2 separate regions of the Homo sapiens genome follow, and region 2 is linked to region 1. Evidence: read pairs that join two places in POLR2A ChIA-PET (ENCODE). Cell type or tissue: A673. All regions are shown on one strand.

Region 1 (5,000 bases):
ACTCATTTTAGGCTATTTTTGAGGGCTTCAGTCATTATTGGACACCACCTGGACATCAATGTCCAGTCATTGTATGGGTCACTTTGGTTAGAATACAGTGCCCAGTTGTTGGACAAGTCTAGGTGTTGCCGTGAAGATTTTTTTTTAGAAGTAAGTGATATTAAAATCTGTAGACTCTGAGTAAAGCACAATGTGGGTGGGCCTCATCCAATTAGTTGTAGGTCTTAAGAGCGAAGACTGAGGTTTCCTGAAGAAGAAATTTGACCTCAGGACTGCAGTATAGAAACTTTGGCTGCGTTTCCAGCATACCTGGCCTACCCTTTGGATTTCAGACTAGCCAGATTCTACAATCACATAGGCCAATTCCTTTAAATCTTTCTCTCTCTCTCTCTCTCCTCTCTTTCTGTGTGTGTGTGTGTGTGTGTGTGTGTGTGTGTGTGTGTGACTGGTCTGCTTCTCTGAAGAACCCTAATACACCAAGACACTTAGAGCTCTTTATTGCCACAATGTGTGTTTGGTCTGCTTTACATTTAACCGTTAATGTTAGGAAAATCAATAATGGTAAACTGTAACCCAAGGGGGACCTCGGGGATTTCTTGACAGTTGTCCTTGGATCTAATTCTTCAAAAGATAGCACTGACTGACGAATTAGGTGAATGAAAAAAGTGATTCATCTGTACATTAAGGCGGGATTGGAAGGTGGTGCTATCATTTTAGGGGAAAATGTCAGGCTGTGAGCTTAGAATTTCCATTCCTAACGGAAAGCCATTCCATAAGGTTGTTCCAATGAAAGAAAAATAGTAAGCATTCTTTCAATGTCTATTTTCTTTTGTTCCCTGGATCAGGGTTAAAGGTTTTCCCCTAAAGGGCACATACATATTTATGAGCTAAATGGACTTATGGTGCCTAGGTTGTTACCTCTCAAATGGATAGAGACTGAGCACCTCCTTGCCGTCACCTAATACCTCCTTTCCAATCACCTGGGTAACATCTGCGGCCCATGATTGAGGTGGTGGCATTGGGCAGGGATCTCTAATCTTTGATTATGGCTTTGGGAGGCCAATGTCATTGCTGAGCATATTGCACAGTCAACTTGTAGAGGGGATGGTGAGAAGACCAGGGTGGTGAGGTGGTGGTAATTGGGATTCCTAACTCACAAAGCAGTTTCACATTCAGTGTTTTTCTGATGCTCCTATTTATCTCATAGGCAGAGAACAGCCACTATGGCTCCCATTAAGCAGATAAAGAGGCTGACGTGCAGAGAATCAGGTGACTTGCCCAAGTTTTCAGAAGCAGTAAGCAGTTATCCTGTCATCAGAATCCAGGCTTTTGCATCTGAATCCTCATACATTGCCATTTATATTCCTGCTGCCTGGAATGCAGTGACACTACATACCCATACATACATACTACATTACATGCCTTCATCTCTTTTTGAAGTTATTACTAAAACACTGGCCATTAAAAATGCTTCTTTCAGCCGGGCACAGTGGCTTATGCCTGTAATCCCAGCACTCTGGGAGGCTGAGGAGGGTGGGTCAACCTGAGGTCAGGAGTTCAACACCAGCCTGGCCAACAGGGCGAAACCCTGTCTTTACTAAAAAAAACAATACAAAAACATTAGCCAGGCATGGTGGCAGGTGCCTGTAATCCCAGCTACTCGGGAGGCTGAGGCAAGAAGATCGCTTGAACCTGGGAGGCGGAGGTTGCAGTGAGCCGAGATCATGCCACTGCAATCTAGTCTGGGCAACAGAGTGAGACTCTGTTTCAAAGAAAAAAAAAATGTTTTTTTCATGCATAAAAACGTTTTGGATCTTAAAGAAGTAATAAAACTACCCCTCCCCCACCACCAAAACTTGATTCAGATGTTTTCAGAAGGCATTTGTTCCACAGCTCTTTACTGAGCACCTAGTATGAGGAAGGCACCGTATGGTGTGATGCCGAGTAACACACAGCCCCTGCCCTGGAAGAGCTGAATCTCACAGGGGAGCTGAGATGTGTGTATGGAATATTAGAATCACATATTTTATATCTGAATGGTCGTAAAGGTTAAAGCGGCTCTAGGGCCCCCCTCTTTCATCAGAAAAGGGGCCCCAGAGGTTGGCAACCTGCAAAAGCCACACAGAATTCTAGCAAAAGAGTCTCTTGGCTCCTCGTCCGAAGGTCGGTCCACTTCTCTGCACTGCTGTTGGTTAATACAAGTGAGAGTATATGAAAGCCCCTGCACCAAGGAGCCCTGGGACGCCACAGGATATTTTAAATTTCTAAGGGAAATACAGCAGGGATTTCTGAGGGATATTTGTCAGACTCCATGTGAACTAGTATTTCCAATTAGCTTCCCATTTCAACATGCACAAAATTCCTTTTGATGATGTCATATCAAGCTGTGTCTTAAAACTGTTTCGTGCCCAAGAGCAATTATCGAAAAAAATCAAGATGGAACAGGAAATAAGGGCGGTGTTGTCCCATCTCATTTCAAGGCTTGAGAAGCTGTGAGGCCCCGGGGCACATATGTCCCATTAGTAAGTAATTGTGGTAATCTAACAAAAAAAAATTTCTTCTTTATATATGAATAAGTTTTTCATATGGCTGCCAAGTTGTTAGAACATAAAGACTTTAGTTGTTTGGACCTAATAACTTAAAAAGTAGACTAGGAATATCTTTTGGCCTAGAGTTGCCGAGACTATTTTAAAAGTTTAGGGACCTCTGCAAATTGAAGCCTTGCTACTCTAAGTATGGTCCCCCAATCAGCATCTTTTGATGTCACCTGGGAGCTCATTACAAATGCAGAGCCTCCCGCCCCACCCAAATCAGAATTTCATTTTTACAAGATCCATAGGTGATTTGTAAGCACTTGATTAATATTTGAAAAGGATTGCATAGGCAGGGTGCAGTGGCTCACGCCTGAAATCCCAGCACTTTGGGAGGCTGAGATGGGCGGATCACTTGAGGTTGGGAGTTTGAGACCAGCCTGACCAACATGGAGAAACCCTGTCTGTACTAAAGATACAAAATTAGCCAGGCATGGTGGTGCATGCCTGTAATCCCAGCTACTTGGGAGGCTGAGGCAGGAGAATCGCTTGAACCCAGGAGGCGGAGGTTGCAGTGAGCTGAGATCATGCCATTGCACTCCAGCCTGGGCAACAAGAGTGAAACTCTGTCTCAAAAAAAAAAAAAAAAAAAAAAAAAAAAGCACTGCCTTTAAGTGTCATGAGGGCAGTATAAGCAAACGTCCCAGGCCTGCTATTGCCTCATCAAACCATACAGAAGGCATCTATCCGCTGGGGTCAGACTTCAGATCCTGCCCTGGACACTTAGTAGCTGTGGATGTTAGGTGACATTGTGAACTTTGAATTTCAGTTTCCTCATCTGTCAAGTGAGAATAACAGCTGCTTCTGTCACCTTGGGGTAGTCATAAATGTTAAATGAAATAATGCTTACAAAATAGAATGTCTGCTCCTGAGTAGAAGGTGAAAAAACAACCGTTTCTTTTTCCTTTTGGGTCTGTGGCTCTAGGGCATGTTGTTTGTCTTCTTCTGTGCCTTTGATAGATTATAATTGCAGAAGTGGCGAAATTGTATATACGGTCATCCCTCCGTATCTGTGGGAGATCGGTTTCAGGACCTCCTCCTCATACCCAAATCCAAGGATGCTCAAGTCTCTTATATAAAGCGGCATAGTATTTGCATATAACCTATGCACATCCTCCCATATATGTTACATCATCTCTAGAATACTTATAATACCTAATACAATGCCTACACATTCACGTGGATTCAACAGTGCATTGCTGTGTGCAAATTTTTTTGTGGATTTTTTTTCCCCAAATATTCTCAATCCATAGTTGAGTGAACACAAGGCTGTAGTACCCACAAATACAAAGGGCTGATTGATTGTAGAGTCAGTGGGGAGATGAACGCCCATGAGAACAGCCAAGCACATGCAAAGACGCACTCTCGTTCCAGGTCTTGTACCAGCAGGTACTCCCTGGAAATGTGGGCAGGCTTGCCTTAGGGATTTCTTTGTCCCTACAATGAGGCCTGTAGACAGAGAAAAACTGGCTGTGGGCTTGATTTTTAAGTTTTCCAAGGGCAGCCCGAATAATCCTGCCTAATAGACAAGGACACATTCTTCCCTAAGACTGTGAGTTCCCCAAACTGGAGACCCAGGTTCACTCCTACTGGATCCACCCCACACCTAAGGCAGTGCCTGGAGACTGGAAGGGCTCAATATGTGTTTGCTGACTTGAGTGGAACGTACCAAGCCAGCCTCCATTCTTCTCTATCCTGGGAAACCTTGGTCCAACCGTGTGGCTTTTTTCCCTACACACCACCGCCACCTGCAGGAAAAATTGTCACATTGCAGTTGCTTGCTAATGCTAGAGCCTTTAACACTTGGGAAACACTGATTTGGAATCTGCGTGTTCAATGTGTTGTGATCCTTCATGCAAGGTTGAGGTTTATTTCTGCCTGGCAAAATGTTTTTTTCTCACAGATAAAAATGTTATAGAGTTAATGCTATGGGTGCACAAAAAAGGAGACATGATATTCCAAATTATGAGAATCCCTTGTGTGGGGGGAGGCTCAGTGTAAAATTAGGTGGGGAGGCCGAATCAAGTTTCCTTCAGGCATCTGCAAAGTAGCCACTTAACGCAGTTGATGTTCTAATTACAAACTAGTTGTTCATTATAACAACTCTTCTAATTCTTTTTTTCCCCCTTTAAAAAAAACAAAACAAAACAGAGTCTCACTCTGTCACCCAGGCTGGAGTGCAGTGGTGTGATCATGGCTCACTGCAGCCTTGACTCCTGGGCTCAGGTGATTCTCCTGCCTCAGTGTCCCAAATAGCTGGGACTACAGGCATGCACCACCACACCAGGCTAATTTTATTTTATTACTTTTTTATTTTTATTTTTATTTTTTTTTGTAGAGACGGTATCTCACTTTGTTGAGCAAGCTGACCTTGAACTCCTGGCCTCAAACAATCCTCTCACCTCAGCC
Region 2 (5,000 bases), 480 kb after region 1:
AAAAATTTATTCCACCCTCTCACAAAGGTAAGTATTTTAAAATTTACTGCATTTGAGCAATTTTTTAAAAATTAATGGATTCCATCTCAGTATATTTTGTTTTTCTGGCATTAGCTTTGCCTCACCATCTACACTCTATTACTAATAAGGCCAATTACTAATTTGGGCAATTTGTCTATTACTAATTTGGGCAATTTTTAAAAATTAATAAATTACATCTTAGTATCTTTTGTTTTTCTGGGTATTAGCTTTGCTTTATCATCTGCACTCTTACTATATATTACTATATATAAGATGTTATATAAAAATGACCAGCAGGGGGAGGCAATAATTCATCCAGCTCCCATCGTCTGTCACACCGCAGCATTTCAAAAAAAGAAAGAAATGGGCCTGGCGCGGGTGGCTCACGCCTGTAGTCCGGCACTTTGGGAGGTCGAGGCGGTCGGGTCACGAGGTCAGGAGACCAGCCTGCCCAAGATGGTGAAACCCCATCTCTACTAAAAATACGAAAAATTAGCCGGGCGTGGTGGTGGGCGCCTGTAATCCCAGCTACTCGGGAGGCTGAGGCAGGAGAATCAATTGAACCTGGGAGGTGGAAGTTGCAGTGAGTCGAGATTGTGCCACTACACTCCTGCCTGGGAGACAAAAGCGAAACTCTATCTCAAAAAATAAAAAGAAAGAAATTAAATAATTACTACACTCTGCACCAAATACATTTTAAAAGAAAAGATTTCCATTTCAAAAAAAAGATCTAGAAGTTCTAAGAACAATGGCTATTCTTGCTGTCTTCTAAAATGTTTTGTAGAACCACCACATGAATATAAATAATTCACATTCATATTCCTGCCTCCACTCAGAGCTACATCCAAAGTATTTCAGAACAATGGTCAACTATCTCAGTAGAAGTCTTTAACCACAACTGCATATCCTCACATCAGGAAAATTTGGATGTTATCATAGCTAAGTATTAAAAAAATCTTATGAGCACTTGGAAAGCTCTCAAGAGTTGTCTATAACCAAAGTTATCTTATAATAAAAAAAAAGGGGGGGGTAAGAAAAGAGAGAGGGGAGGGAGGGACGGAGGAAGAACAAATGAGTCCCAGTTAGGTATAGACATGAATTTCCATGGCCTTGAGTTCAACTTATTTCTTCCATTTAGACACCGCAAATGTCTGAAGAAAGAAATAGAGCTGGGTGGGGCATAGTGGCTCACACCTGTAATCCCGGCACTGTGGGAGGCTGAGGCAGGAGGAACACTTGAGCTCCCGAGTTTGAGACCAGCCTGGGCAACATAGTGAGACCCTGTCTCCACAAAAAAAGTTTTAACAACTTAGCCGGGTGTGGTGGAGCATGCCTGTAATGCCAGCTACTCGGGAAGCTGCAGCAGAAGGATCACTTGAGCCCAGGAGGTTGAGGCTGCAGTGAGCTGTGATCAAACCACTGCACTCCAGCCTGGGCAACAGAACGAGAACCTATCTCAAAAAAAAAAAAAAAAAAAAGAAAGAAAGAAAAAAGAAAAAGAAATAGATCCAGGGTTTTACCAAAACCTTTGCTGCAGAAACTTTAAAATGACATTTTAAAATGGGATTACAAAGACCATTGCAATTGCTGAGAACACAGGCAACCACCTAAATGCTCAGCTTGGAGTGTGCACATTCTCCAAGAGTGTGCACATTCCTCCAAGAATAAAAGAACAGAGACACCAATGTCACTATTTCACACGCAGCAATAGCCACATCTTCACTCAGCCGGGCCCTCCCTGCCCACCACCCTATCCAAGGATGGGAATTGCTGACCCAGATCCAAGTCACGCCAGGAAAGGCAAGAATCAGGATCCAGACCAGTGGGACACCAGGAGAGTTTCCTCTATCCAGAAGGAATTTGAACCTCGCCACCAGCGTGATTTCCCTACAAACATACCCAATGCCACACTCCACTACTAGAGGGTCTCCCGTGATGCTGTAGCCCCTACAGAACACAATCCAGCTCACCTGCACCAACTTATTCTCCCACCTCATTTCCCAGAGCATACTCCAGCACTCGGTCACATGCGCTAGATGGACAATCCCACACACGCCCTTCACACACTCTTCCTGCCTGGCTCTGGCTCCTGCTGCCTGCTAGCCTTGGTGTACTCCTCCCTCATCTTCACCTGGCCAACTCCTTACTCATCCTTTAAGATCCAGGTGGAGCCATTCACTTCTGAAAAGCCTCCTCGCCTCACACCCCACCTTCTCCATCCCCCAGATCTTTGCCCATATGCGTAACTCCCCTTCCCACACCTGCCTGTTGTTCTCAAACTTCAGCAGGCATCAGAACCACCGAGCAGGTTTCTTAGAATACAGTTTCTAATTTGATGCATCTGGTGTGAGGCCCAAGAATTTACATGTCTGACAAGCTCCCAGGTGATATGGTGGGTGCTGGTCTGGGGATCATAAAAGCTACCCCACCCAAGGCAAGGATCATCACTTTTTATCATTGTAATTTCCATTCTTTTGTACAGTGACTATGCATTCAGTCAATATTTTTGGAACTCAAGTAGACTGAATGCCACAAACAGCTTAGTAGACCAGACATCTCAGACTGCCTTCCAGATGACTATAGGAAGCCCCAGGTGTGTTTTGTTTGGTCTCACTATGCTTTCAATTTTTAAACAATTGTCAGCCCACATTTAAAAACCAAGAGATTTCAAATAGAAATACATATTACTGGCTTCCTTCAAATTACTGGGGCGATTGGAACACAAGGCCCCCGTCCCACATGACAGCCATGGATCAACACTGAGATGGTCCCTCGGTGGCTCTGCCTCCTGGATATTCAGAATGCAACTCTATGCTGACTATTGTTGGACTATACACTCTGCATGGTCTAGAAGGCAGGTGAAAACAGAACCTCTTAAAGGGCTTAAAGACTGAAACTAAAATTCAACAGATGCTAGCACTACAAAAAGTGCTGTCGCCCGGCTCGTCAAGCCCTTCTGTCCCCAGTGCACAACTGCCCAGATGCGTGTGACAGTCCAACAGCACGCTGCAGGCCTGTTCGGACACACCCAGGCTTCTCCACTGGCACAGGAGCCCTCAAACACTGCTGCTTGCCTTGCATGTTTAAAAGTATACAGCAAGCTTTCACAATACAGTAGATGTTCCGTTTATCAGGTGCAATTAGAGCTTAAATGTGGTGAGATCTTATAAGAATGATTATGTAGGTTTATGGAAAGTTATCTATGCCATACTGCTCACAAAACACAGATTCTAGTTCAGAATGCATAAGGATTCTATTGACGTTCAGTTGCGTGTCTAGGCTACATGTGTATATAGGCACAGAGGGATGAGTAGAAGTGTGGTCACCAGATATATTAACAGTTATTTCTCCTGTGTGGTGGCATTTGAGAAAATCTGTAACTTTTGAAATACTTTTCTGCATAAACTCAATAGTTTATGATAATCAGGAAAAAATGTTTTTATTAGAGGGTATAAAACAATTGGCTATTGCTCTCTTTCAAAATATACATATTATTTTGGATATGTTTGTATATATATGTACATGTGTATGTATATGTGTGTATGTAAAAAACTTTTTATACATACACAGGTATAAATGTTTATACTATTTTTATACATACACGGACACATATATACATTTTATACACAAGTATATATGTAAAAAACATGTATATATATATATAAAATATGTTTTAGATTCTGATTTAAGGGTAGTCCTGGATCACAGAATTCAAGGCACCTGCCATCTCTAGTCCAAGAGGGCTCCTTGTAAGACTCAAGAAATGCATCTCTTACCCCTCTCTCCAGGGATCCCACACATTTTAGGTCAGTGGTTTCCAGCCCTGGACACACATTGGAATCACCTAGGGAATGTTACAAAATATTGATGCCCAGACCACACCCCAGACCAATTACACAGGGCCTCTAGGGGTAGGACTCAAGCATCAGTGTTTTTTAAGCCCCTGATCCCAGTGAGCAGCCGAAGTTGAGAAGCACTAATAAATGGTGCAACTCCGTACATCTTTACCAAAGGCAGGAGGACATGGCTTTGATTCCTTCAAAAATAATTACCCCTATTCACTTCTTCTTTTCAGGATGCTGTTGCTTTGTCAAAATCCTGAATCGAGCGAGGTATATCTCTGCTTTAAGAAAACTTCAACCATTAAGATGCAAACCTAACTATGGAGACCTATTAGTGGGCAACTCTTTGCATTGTAAACGGTTCTTTATAAAAGGATTCACCTCACATTGCCTCTATCCTTCAGCATATGTGGATTGAGCACCACCTGGGCGCTGGGCAGTGAACTAGACTCAAGGAGGGTTGCAACAATGGATTCCACCCAACCTGGACATACAAGCAAGTAAGGGAGGCAAACTGTGCCTGTCAATCTGGGTTTATCCAAGTGTGATCAGCTAGGGAAGTGACTTGATGATGATGATGATGATGATGATGCAGGTTCCTTGGTCCTGTGGCAGATCCACTGGGTCAGAATCCCTGCAAGTGAGGACAGGACCCTAGGTTGTAAACCAGGGGTCCCCAACCCCTGGGCCACAGAACCGAGCAGCCCATGGCCTGTTAGGAACCAAGCAGCACAGCAGGAGGTGTGCAGCGGGGACCGAGCATCACCACCTGAGCTCTACTCCCTATCAGATCAATGGCGGCATTAGATTCTCATAGGAGCATGAACCCTATTTTGAACTGTGCATGTGAGGGATCTAGGCTGCATGTGCCTTATGATCATCTGAGGTAGAACAGTTTCATCCTGAAACCATTCCCCCCAACACCCGTTTTGTAGAAAAAATGTCTTCCATGAAACCGGTCCCTGGTGCCATAAAGGTTGAGAACCACTGTTTTAAACAATTGCTCCAGAAGCCACTTGGGTACACTAATGTCTGAGAAGCAGCAATATAAAGGACATGTTCCCCTGGTGTGTTTGCTGTAGGTTTTCCCTCCCAAAAATTGGCCAGAAACAAATCTCAGAGTAAGTAGTTGCCATG

The links. ChIA-PET counts read pairs that join two places held together with the same protein. Peaks named below come from ENCODE experiments on the same cell type or tissue, not always from the same donor. Only the 100,000 strongest peaks of a DNase experiment are listed, where the experiment ranks them.
Region 2: POLR2A ChIA-PET joins it to region 1 with 6 read pairs; 4 of 35 experiments call an interaction of 5 or more read pairs at or near these places.

The regions. Positions count from the first base shown.
Region 1 is chr7:31,732,235-31,737,234 of GRCh38, forward strand. It overlaps a transcript of PDE1C not described here. Among named protein-coding and RNA genes, the nearest start is that of PPP1R17, 48 kb to the left of the region's middle. In A673, a CTCF peak has its summit at 4,359 (motif pointing left); DNase peaks (open chromatin) are centred at 2,407 and 4,317.
Region 2 is chr7:32,210,547-32,215,546 of GRCh38, forward strand. It overlaps a transcript of PDE1C not described here. Among named protein-coding and RNA genes, the nearest start is that of PDE1C, 140 kb to the left of the region's middle. In A673, a CTCF peak has its summit at 316 (motif pointing right); a DNase peak (open chromatin) is centred at 335; H3K27me3 peaks cover 3,169 bases.